Linked DNA regions of Mus musculus: region 1 is linked to region 2. The links are chromatin loops, found by intact Hi-C in ENCODE. Cell type or tissue: gastrocnemius. All regions are shown on one strand. Each heading gives the region's core, and the rest is flanking DNA. Links, peaks and the distances in the headings are about the cores only.

Region 1 (4,387 bases), core at 210-4,209, 180 kb after region 2:
CAGATACCTGCCACAGAGCCTGACTTTTATGGGTATTGGGGATTTGAACTCAGGTCCTCATGTTTGTACATCGAGCGCTCTACCCACTGAGTCATCTCCCTGGCCCCGATAGACATAGTCTTTACTTACCTATGTCTGCAAATGCTTTTGAGAATTATCTCAGAAAATTTGAAAGGAATGATCTGGACCAGGGCTAACATGCACCATTGCAGAGCACTCTGATGGCTGACTGAAGTCGAAAGTTTTGGGTTCTTTGGAAACTCAGTTGTGTCATGTGGTATTTTTCTGGAAGTTGTCTTGTGAGAGAATGTTTTGCTCAAGCAGACTCGTGAGAAGATGTTTTGCTGAAGGAGACATGTGAGAGGGTGTGTGATGTTTGGAAAGACTATAAATACAACCCCACAGACAACGAACAGCATTCTTACATTGCTATGCCTTGCGACATTTTGCCAGACTTTCTTCTTTACTGTTTCTTTGCTGGTCTTCACTGTGTAGAGAGAGAGACATGCCAGGGAACTTCTCGTGATATTCTGGCTGATTCTTGCCATTTTTGCTGACTCATGCCAATCTGGCAGAACTTTGTGGTTTCTGCTGGATCAGACTGCTGCTGCTAATTCATGTTTGGTGTTTGCTATTGGAGTAGACTGCTGGTGTTCTGAGAGTGAAGAGTGAAACCGTTCCAAGGAACTATTTCTAAACAGGTCCACAACTCCCTTTTCCTATAAACCTTCTTTTCCCCCTACCTTTGGTCTGTGGGCTAGAAGGGAGGTTGAAGCATTTTAGAACTCTAAACAAAGTTTCTAAATAAAAGTTTAGAAAAAGCTCAGTCTACAGCTGGCTTAGTTCATTTCTGCCCTTGTGATTAATACCAGAGTCAAGACACCTTATATAGAGAAAAGGTTTATTCAGCACACAGTCCTGACAGCTAGACTGAGTGACCACACCTGCCAAGGGGCTCTGCTGGGTCATGGCACAGTGATGTCATCATATAGTAGGAGCTTGTACAAAGGGTAAGATGGAGAAAGAGGAAGTAAGGGGGCGGGGAGAAGCTGCATTTGCTCTTTTCTGCCAGTCTGCTAGATATGAGGGAAGCTAATCCCTTCTGCTGGTGCTTCTCCAATGACCTAATCCCCTCTCTTAAAGCTCCTCCATTTTTCTGCGCCATTTCTTTGGGGGGCAAGCTTCCGACACAGACCATTAACCATTTCCAAAGTGCGACATCAGCCTTTCCAAGCCTGCTACCCTGCACTGTAAGAACAAGGGGATTTGAGAGGCCTAGCTTGAACATCCACCCTTCTGCTAGTTGTAAACTCCATCTGCTGCTGGAATACTTACCTGAAAATCGGGGAATTCTGGGATGTGGGCCAGCGGTGTGCCGGCAGGCCGGGACTGCTCACAGAGCTGGCTCCAGGTGCAGTTGGTGGTGCTGTCCAAGCAGATGGGAGTGAGACTTTCTCCATTGTGTGCTCAGGAGCTGACATGCCTCTCCCTGCCTTGTGGAGCAATAGCCACAACTCTCTCTTCACACTCTGCTCTCCAGGCTGAGAACCCATTTCCAGGGAAAGCAGGCAAGAAACACACCAATCATAGTGTCGAAATAAATAGAAAATTTGAATCCCCAGTGGCTTCTGGACTTTGGGTTCTCTGAGGGACAAACATCTATTGTGTTTTATTAAATGTTTTCTGTCTTAATAAGCACTGGAAAATGCCAGAACCACCTGTACTTCCTGCTAACCCGGGGGACTTACGAAGGCAAGCACTTGGGGCCTCTGAATGGTTCAGTTTCCCCACTGCTCAGTGGTGCTTGAAATGTCTTTGGCCTGAGACTGCGGAGTTGCCCTAGGAGGCCAGCACCAGGTGTTCTACTGTGCTGAGTCCTACTTCTGGCAGGACCAGACGACTCCTTTCTTGGCAGTGGTCTACATATTTCTAAGCTCCAATGTTGTCTGTAGAGCATTTAACCAAAGGCCCTAGAAGGAAAGTATTGAGAAAGGGCGCATGCTTTATTCAGTTTGTATATATTACACATGAGGTGACTATGAAACTCCTGCATAAACAATTGGCTGCAAGGAACGTGACAATGAAGAGATCTGGTTAAATCGAGTTTTGAGGCCTTCTTCACCACGGGGAAGGTAAGTCCAACAGATTCTTCACGGTGGAGCAGGTAGCCCCCCCCCCCCACTGCCAAATGACATGGCACTTGAGGATGGAACTCTAGTCCAGAACCTATTATGGCCCCCACCACTTCCCAAGGCCAGATGTTAGAGAGCTCCCCACGCTTGCCAGCTTTTGTGCCCCATCCTCTCTGGCTCATCAGGAGTTGGTACTCACCCAATTGTTAGCCTAGAGATTTGGAGAGATGGTGCCCTGCAGGCAGCCCTCAACACTGCATAAGGCAAATAAATTCCCTTCTCGGTGCCCTTCAGTAGCTCTGACTCAGAGGCTCCCTCCAGTGGCCTCTGGTGGACACTGCAACCCATGTTGCTGAGAAAACAGAGAAGGCTGTCCTAGTCTTAGCTATTACTAGATCCTTCCTTTTTTTTTTTTTTTTTGATTCTTAAAACAAATATATTCGTTTAAAGCCATGTGTGTTTCCTAAGGTTATGTAATATTTGAAGGGAAGAGGAAGGAAAAAGAGGGAAAATGGAGAAAAGAAAAACTGAAAGTAGGAAGGCAATGGGGTGGGCGGGGAGGAGAAATATAAGTTGCTAAGATGGCTGACATCCTTCTAGAGGAGTGGTTCTCAGTCTTCCTAAAGTTGTGACCCTTTAATACAGTTCCTTGTTTTCACTGCTACTTCATAACTGCAATTTTGCTAATGTTATGTATTGTAATGTAAATATCTATGCTTTCCAATGCTTTTAGGCGACCATTGTGAAAGAGTCATTTGACCCCCAAAGGGGTTGTGATCTACAAGCTGAGAACCTAAGAACCGTTGTTCTAGAGGGAGGGGCAGGAACCAGTGCATTGGTGGGTGTGTCTAGACTACACCTGATGGCTCTTCTGTCATATTACATAATAGGACTGCCAGTGCTGTGTGCCACCTGCTCAGGTGTGGGCATTGTTCCCAGAGTTATACAAGACTCACCGAGGTAAAAACAGGCATTTAATGTGGCAGAAAGCGAAGAGCAGAAACATCCTGTTGGGGAAAGTGGGGGTCTCCAAAGCTGTCTGGTGGACTCCAGGCTGGTATGCACAGGGTCCCTGGAGTCTCTCCTCTTTTGATCCCCCTTTTCTTTCCCAAGTCCCTCCTCCCATGACTCCATCTCCTAGGATGGAGTTGTTCTTGGTTCAGGAAGATAGCTGAGCGCAGTGAGGTTTCATCCCAGCAACAGGGGCCGGCTGCTGTGAGTGAATGCCATCATTCACTTCAACCTCTTTCCTGGCTGCCCGTCCCGTTTCTCTTTGCACTTCTTTACCCTCTAAAGTCCTAATCTAGTGGCTGGGCACAGTTGGTAGAGGAGACAGGCACAAAAGCATGAGGACCCAAGTTCAAATCCCCATCACCCATTCTAAAGGCTGGATCATCCAAACCAACATCCCAGCACTGGAGATGTGGGAATAATAAAGGCCAAACAAGCTCAGCTAGTGAACTCCAGTTCAATGGACAGCCTTGTCTAAAAAACCCCAAGATGTAGATCTGTTGAGGAGGATACTTGATATCCGTCTCTGAGCCCCACGTACACCTGCATGTTCACATGTGACCACATGCGAACACACACAGAGTTCCAGTCTACCCTTAGAAGGAGCTCATAGCCTAAAGAGATGGCCAGACTTCTCCAGGTAAGTTGTCCATCTGACTGGAAAGCAAGCTGTCTGGTAGGCTCACCGGAAAGCAGTCATGTCTGTCTCTGCCTAAGCCCTGCTGTGGGAGAAGAGGTCAGGCTGGCTGGGCTAGGCATCTTAGCAGCTGCCCAGGCTTCTGAGCATTTGTTTTCTCATGTCTCTCTCTGGCTCTCGGGAAGAGCCGTTCCAGGGCATAGGATCCAGGGCAGCCTCCTGACTTGACTGTAGATCGGATGAAACAGGCTTTGTGGGGGACTAGGAGGTGATCGATCACTAGCACAGTCTGGAACAATGTCTGTGATGCCTTGCCAGGTGAGTGGAACCAGAGATCCAAACCACCCTTTGAAGCTTAATAAGAGGTCTCTGGGCCCCTGGCTGTCCTGGAAGTTGCCCATATTTGGGCAGAAGGCCTGTTCCACAGCTGAGCTCAGGCTTCAGACCACTGGGGCCAGTGCCTGGCCCTGCTTAGCATCCTCAGGAGACCCAAAGTTCTCTCCTTTCTTACAGCATAGGAATCCTCAGACTGAAATGTAGATTTCTTTTCCTCATCCAGTGTCTCACGTAGCCCCAGAGTGGCCTTAAACTTACAGCATAGCCGAGG
Region 2 (4,387 bases), core at 78-4,077:
CTGCCCAAGCTAGCCTTGAACTCACTATGGTCCAGGATGATCTTGAATTTCTGCTCCTCCCCACTTTAACCTCTGGAGTGCTGAGATGACAGGCATGTGCTACCATGTCCAGTCTATGTGGAGTGCTGGAGATGGAATTCAGGACTTCATGCATGCTAGGCAGGCACCCTACATCCAGCCAAGATCTGGCTGCTTCCATTGCCAGTGGGAAGAGTTCAGGAGATAAGAACAGAGGGAAGGTGTGTGGGGTGTAGACAAAAAGGATAGTTGATAGATTAACAGTCTTGAGAACCTGGGTGTTAAAGGACATAGGAAGCATTCTTCTTAAACATGTTTTATTTATTCATTTATTTATTTATTTATTTATTTTTTAAAGACAGGGTTTCTGGGGAGGATGGGATAGGGGTTTTCAGAGGGAAAACTAGGAAAGGGGATAACATTTGAAATATAAATAAAGAAATAGTAATAATAATAATAAAGACAAGATTTCTCTGTGTAGTTCTGGCTGTTCTAGAGTTCACTCTGTAAACCAGGCTGGCCTTGAACTCACAGAGATCTTCCTGTCCCTGCCTCCCAAGTGCTGGGATTAAAGGCCTGTGCCACTTCTGCTCTGCCTATTTTTATCTTTTTGAAATAGGGTCTCATGTGACCTACACCAGCCTTAAAATTACTATGTAGCTGTCAAGGGCACTGAATCCAAATCTACCTTGAAGTGCAAACTGTATTAGTTTCCTTCATCCTGAACTTCCCTCCTCTGTACACCCCCCCCCACCCCACCCCATTTACCCCTCTCAAGGTCCTGGCTGGTTCCCCGCAGTTTGACTGCAGTGGGACACCACATCTCGCTCTCTCTCCTCTCTCTCCCTCTCCCTCTCCCTCTCCCTCTCCCTCTCCCTCTCCCTCTCCCTCTCCCTCTCCTTCTCCCTCTCCCTCTCCCCCCCCTGTCTGTCTGTGTGTCTGTGCGTGCCCTGGACCCAGTGACCCACAGCTTGCTCTCCCCATCCACCTGAATTAGGTCACTTCCTAACTCAGTCATTCCTAACATTTATTCTCTATGCTTGAGTTGAGCCAGAGAAAATTCAGTCAGACTGGCTGACTGGGGACAGATTGATGACTTCCTCCCTCAACAGGTTCTCAACACTGCTAGAAAAAAATCTTTATATTCTATATTCAGTTAGTACTTTTAAAAAAGACAGTGTCTTTATTCATTCGTTGAGAATTTCATACAATGACAATGTATTTTAATGATACCTACCTCTTCCACAACTCCTCCCTGACCAGTAAACACATTTCAGACATCTCATACCAACTGGCCAGGCCTTTTGAAGCCCTCTTCTCCTCCTCTGTGTGCCGCATCTCCATACTCCCCAGGTTCACGAAGAGTGGAGGGCGGGGATGAGTCCTGAATGGGTCATGAGCAAGGGCAGCGCATTCTGTGCTCAGAATATGAGGAGAAAGGGCACTGGGCAGTCCTTGCAATGAGACTGACATCACCTGCTTCAGGTCAAAGGAACTTAGCATCAGTATAGAAGAGATACCAGAAGCAAGTGGTAGTCCAGGCTGTGATTTCAACCTTAAGAAGAAGACCGTTCTAGGTACTTTGTGCATTTATGGAAGCCTGTGCAAACGAGAATCTCAGAATCAGTCTATGGGGTTAACCATGCCAGCCACCAAACAGTGGTGACTGCTCACGCGTGTTCATGGAATGCCCAGCAGGATCCCACGAGCCAAGTGTGGGGGCAATCGAGAAGTTTCTGACACTTCTGTGCCAACATCTCTCTCTCTTTCTCCTTTCAAGAATTCATTATTATTTTGTAAAATTGTGTGTGTTTGTGTGTGTCTTTCTTGCTGTGTGTGTGAGTGCAGTGTCCATGGAGGCCTGTAGAGGGCAGAAGACCCCTTGGAATGGGAGTTACAGGTGGTTGTGACCCTCCAGTTCTCCAGCCCAGTTTTTTGTTTGTTTTTCCTTTTAGTTAGTTTTGTTTTTGTTTTGATTTGATTTTGAGACAGAGTCTCACACTATAGCCCTGGCTAGTGTGGAACTCACTACATAGATCCCCCTATCCTCAAATTTCACAGAAATCTACCTATCTCTGCCTCCCGGGTGCTGGGGTTAAATGTATGTGCCATCACGCACAACCTTAGTTGGCCGTTAAGTCAGTCAAGTCGACAATCAAAAGTAATCATCATAAATGTCTTCTCAGGGTGGTGAGAGCAGGTCAGTCCTCATCAACATACAATCCATCAACAAGGCTGCAGCCCAAGCAAGAGGACACCAGACAGACACACAGCTTAGCAGGGGCTAGAGAGAGAGCTCCATGGTTCAACAGATGCCCGTGGAGAGGACCAGAGCTTACTTCCCAGAACCCACACGGCAGTTTATGGTTAGCCATCCATAAACTCCAGTTTCAGGGTATTTCAGGCCCTTTTCTGACCTCCATGGGTACCAGGCCCACACATAGACATACACGCATGCAGAACAGTCACACACATACAATAAAATAAATCTTAAAACAAAACACACAAAAAATTAAATGATAAAATACAAATATACACAAGCAGGTCATTAATGAAGCCCATTTTGTGTGTCTGTATGAGAGAGGGATATAGATGAAGAGAAAAGACAGAGAGAGAAGAGAGACAGACGGACATGCACACAGTCACAGAGAGACGGGGAGAGAGACAGAGTTTTTCCAAAGAGGATTAACTGGGGGAGAAAGCCCACCTTGAACAGAGTGATCCCTTCCCATGGGATGGGGCCCAGACTTTAAGGAAAAGGGGAAAAGAACCAATTGGGCACCAACAACCTTTCCCCTTTCTATTTCCTGCAGAAGGAAGTGGGTCAGGCCTATGCCACCTTAGGGGAAAACCCACTGCTATTATCCTGTAAAAGAAACGCAGCAGCAAAGTGGCAACACGCCCTCTGAGCAAATACTTTCTCCAGGAGGGCAACGAAAGGTCACATGCCTGGGAGCACACAAGTCTGAAGGATGCTTACGGCTCAGCCCCATGCGCAGTGTCTGGAGATTGAGCTGCTGAAGTGCCCCAGGATGCACAGAGAGCTCCAGGGTTGCAGCTATGGGGACAGGTCACCCATGTTGGGGTGGGCTTTCTGGTGATGCGGCTGCTTCTGAGTGATCCCTGCTCTTTATAAGTGACCCCCTCACCCACAGTCCTGATAGTAACTCCTGTAAAAACTTACTTTTTACCAAATTGGATGTTGCTACAGTCGTTACTTTGATCTGCCATGGCCTCCCTCTCTGGGGTGAATAGATGAGTGTCTTGGTGTCCTTCCATGAAAAGTCTGTCGTACAATAGGTAGGCAAGCACTTGGTCTGTAGGCAAGAACTACATCTCAAATCATCACCGCCCCACCCCCAGCTCCAATATTTCAGCAATCCAGATGTGCATAAGGTGCGCAAGTGCCCATGGAACAAAGAAGGCATTATGGTAGCGACTGATGGAGACAAACAAGGCTCTGGAAGGTTAGGGAAGCTGCAAAGTCGCCAAGGTATGTTGACAAGAGTGGTTTGGAAAAGCATCAGGCATGGAAGGAGTGGGTCTCAACAGAGAATCAGTAAAGCAAGCTTCCCTGGCCCACCCTCCTCTGCCAGCTGCTGGGAAGCCCTGGGCGTTGCAAGGACCAGAATGAAAGGCTAACTTTGACCTTTTCCTGGGAGATGCTGTCATTAGGGGGCACTAAGAAGAGCAGAAAACCACCCGCAACAACTTCAGTACTCCCCCCATCCCATGGCCTGGTCAGCACTGGGTGGACAGGGTACCTGTCTTTCAAGTAAAGCCCGGTCTTTGGCTCTATTAATAACTGAGCTTCCAGAGTCTCAATAACAGCGTTTGCTTCCAGAGCACTGATTCATGGGAACTGAGGAAAGCATGGGCTCGCCTGGATTGACCCTCCTGTGAGATGCTGATGAAAAGGGACACTGCGGGTCTTTGTATCTCTTTGTTAGTGGTAGGGTCAAATCCCAATGTGACCTGAGGTTTTGAGTCCTCCTCAGCAACCCACGAGCCCTGAAGGTGGTACCCAGATGAAAATGGTTCTTGGAATGTTCAGTTCCTAGTATCCATTTTATTTAACTGTATCTCCAGAACTGAAGCCAGGACTTCATACATGCCGAGCATGTAGAGTATCCTCCCCCTAAGCTACACTCTTAGCCTCCTAGTGTCCACTTTAGCTGGGAGAAGAAGGCCAGGATGTGAGCATCAGGAAACAGATTCATCCTTTGGGCCTCTGTGAGTGTCAGGTCTCTGGGGTCAAGTACAGAAAGCTGACCCCGGGTGGGCTGGGTAGGAATTGAGGTGCTCTATCAATACTTGGGACCCCTTTCCTCCACTCCCATTCTGCAGTTTAACTTTGATCTTCTTTGGG

Evidence for each region. Hi-C counts contacts between places; a loop is a spot of excess contacts. Peaks named below come from ENCODE experiments on the same cell type or tissue, not always from the same donor. Only the 100,000 strongest peaks of a DNase experiment are listed, where the experiment ranks them.
Region 1: a loop joins it to region 2, with 7 times the contacts of the local background. A loop is called at or near these places in 7 of 42 quality-filtered maps.

Annotation. Positions count from the first base shown.
Region 1 is chr6:82,712,470-82,716,856 of GRCm38, reverse strand. It overlaps Gm32534 (a long non-coding RNA gene), which reads left to right and starts at 1,927. Exons shown (of 3, transcript XR_377781.3): 1 at 1,927-2,132; 2 at 3,966-4,098. It overlaps Gm32480 (a long non-coding RNA gene), which reads right to left and starts at 1,651. Exons shown (of 2, transcript XR_003956455.1): 1 at 1,336-1,651; 2 at 888-1,248. In gastrocnemius, for the core only: a CTCF peak has its summit at 2,448 (motif pointing left); DNase peaks (open chromatin) are centred at 1,371, 1,846, 2,431 and 3,057.
Region 2 is chr6:82,890,247-82,894,633 of GRCm38, reverse strand. No RefSeq gene overlaps it. Among named protein-coding and RNA genes, the nearest start is that of 2310069B03Rik, 11 kb to the right of the region's middle. In gastrocnemius, for the core only: a CTCF peak has its summit at 1,880 (motif pointing right); a DNase peak (open chromatin) is centred at 1,876.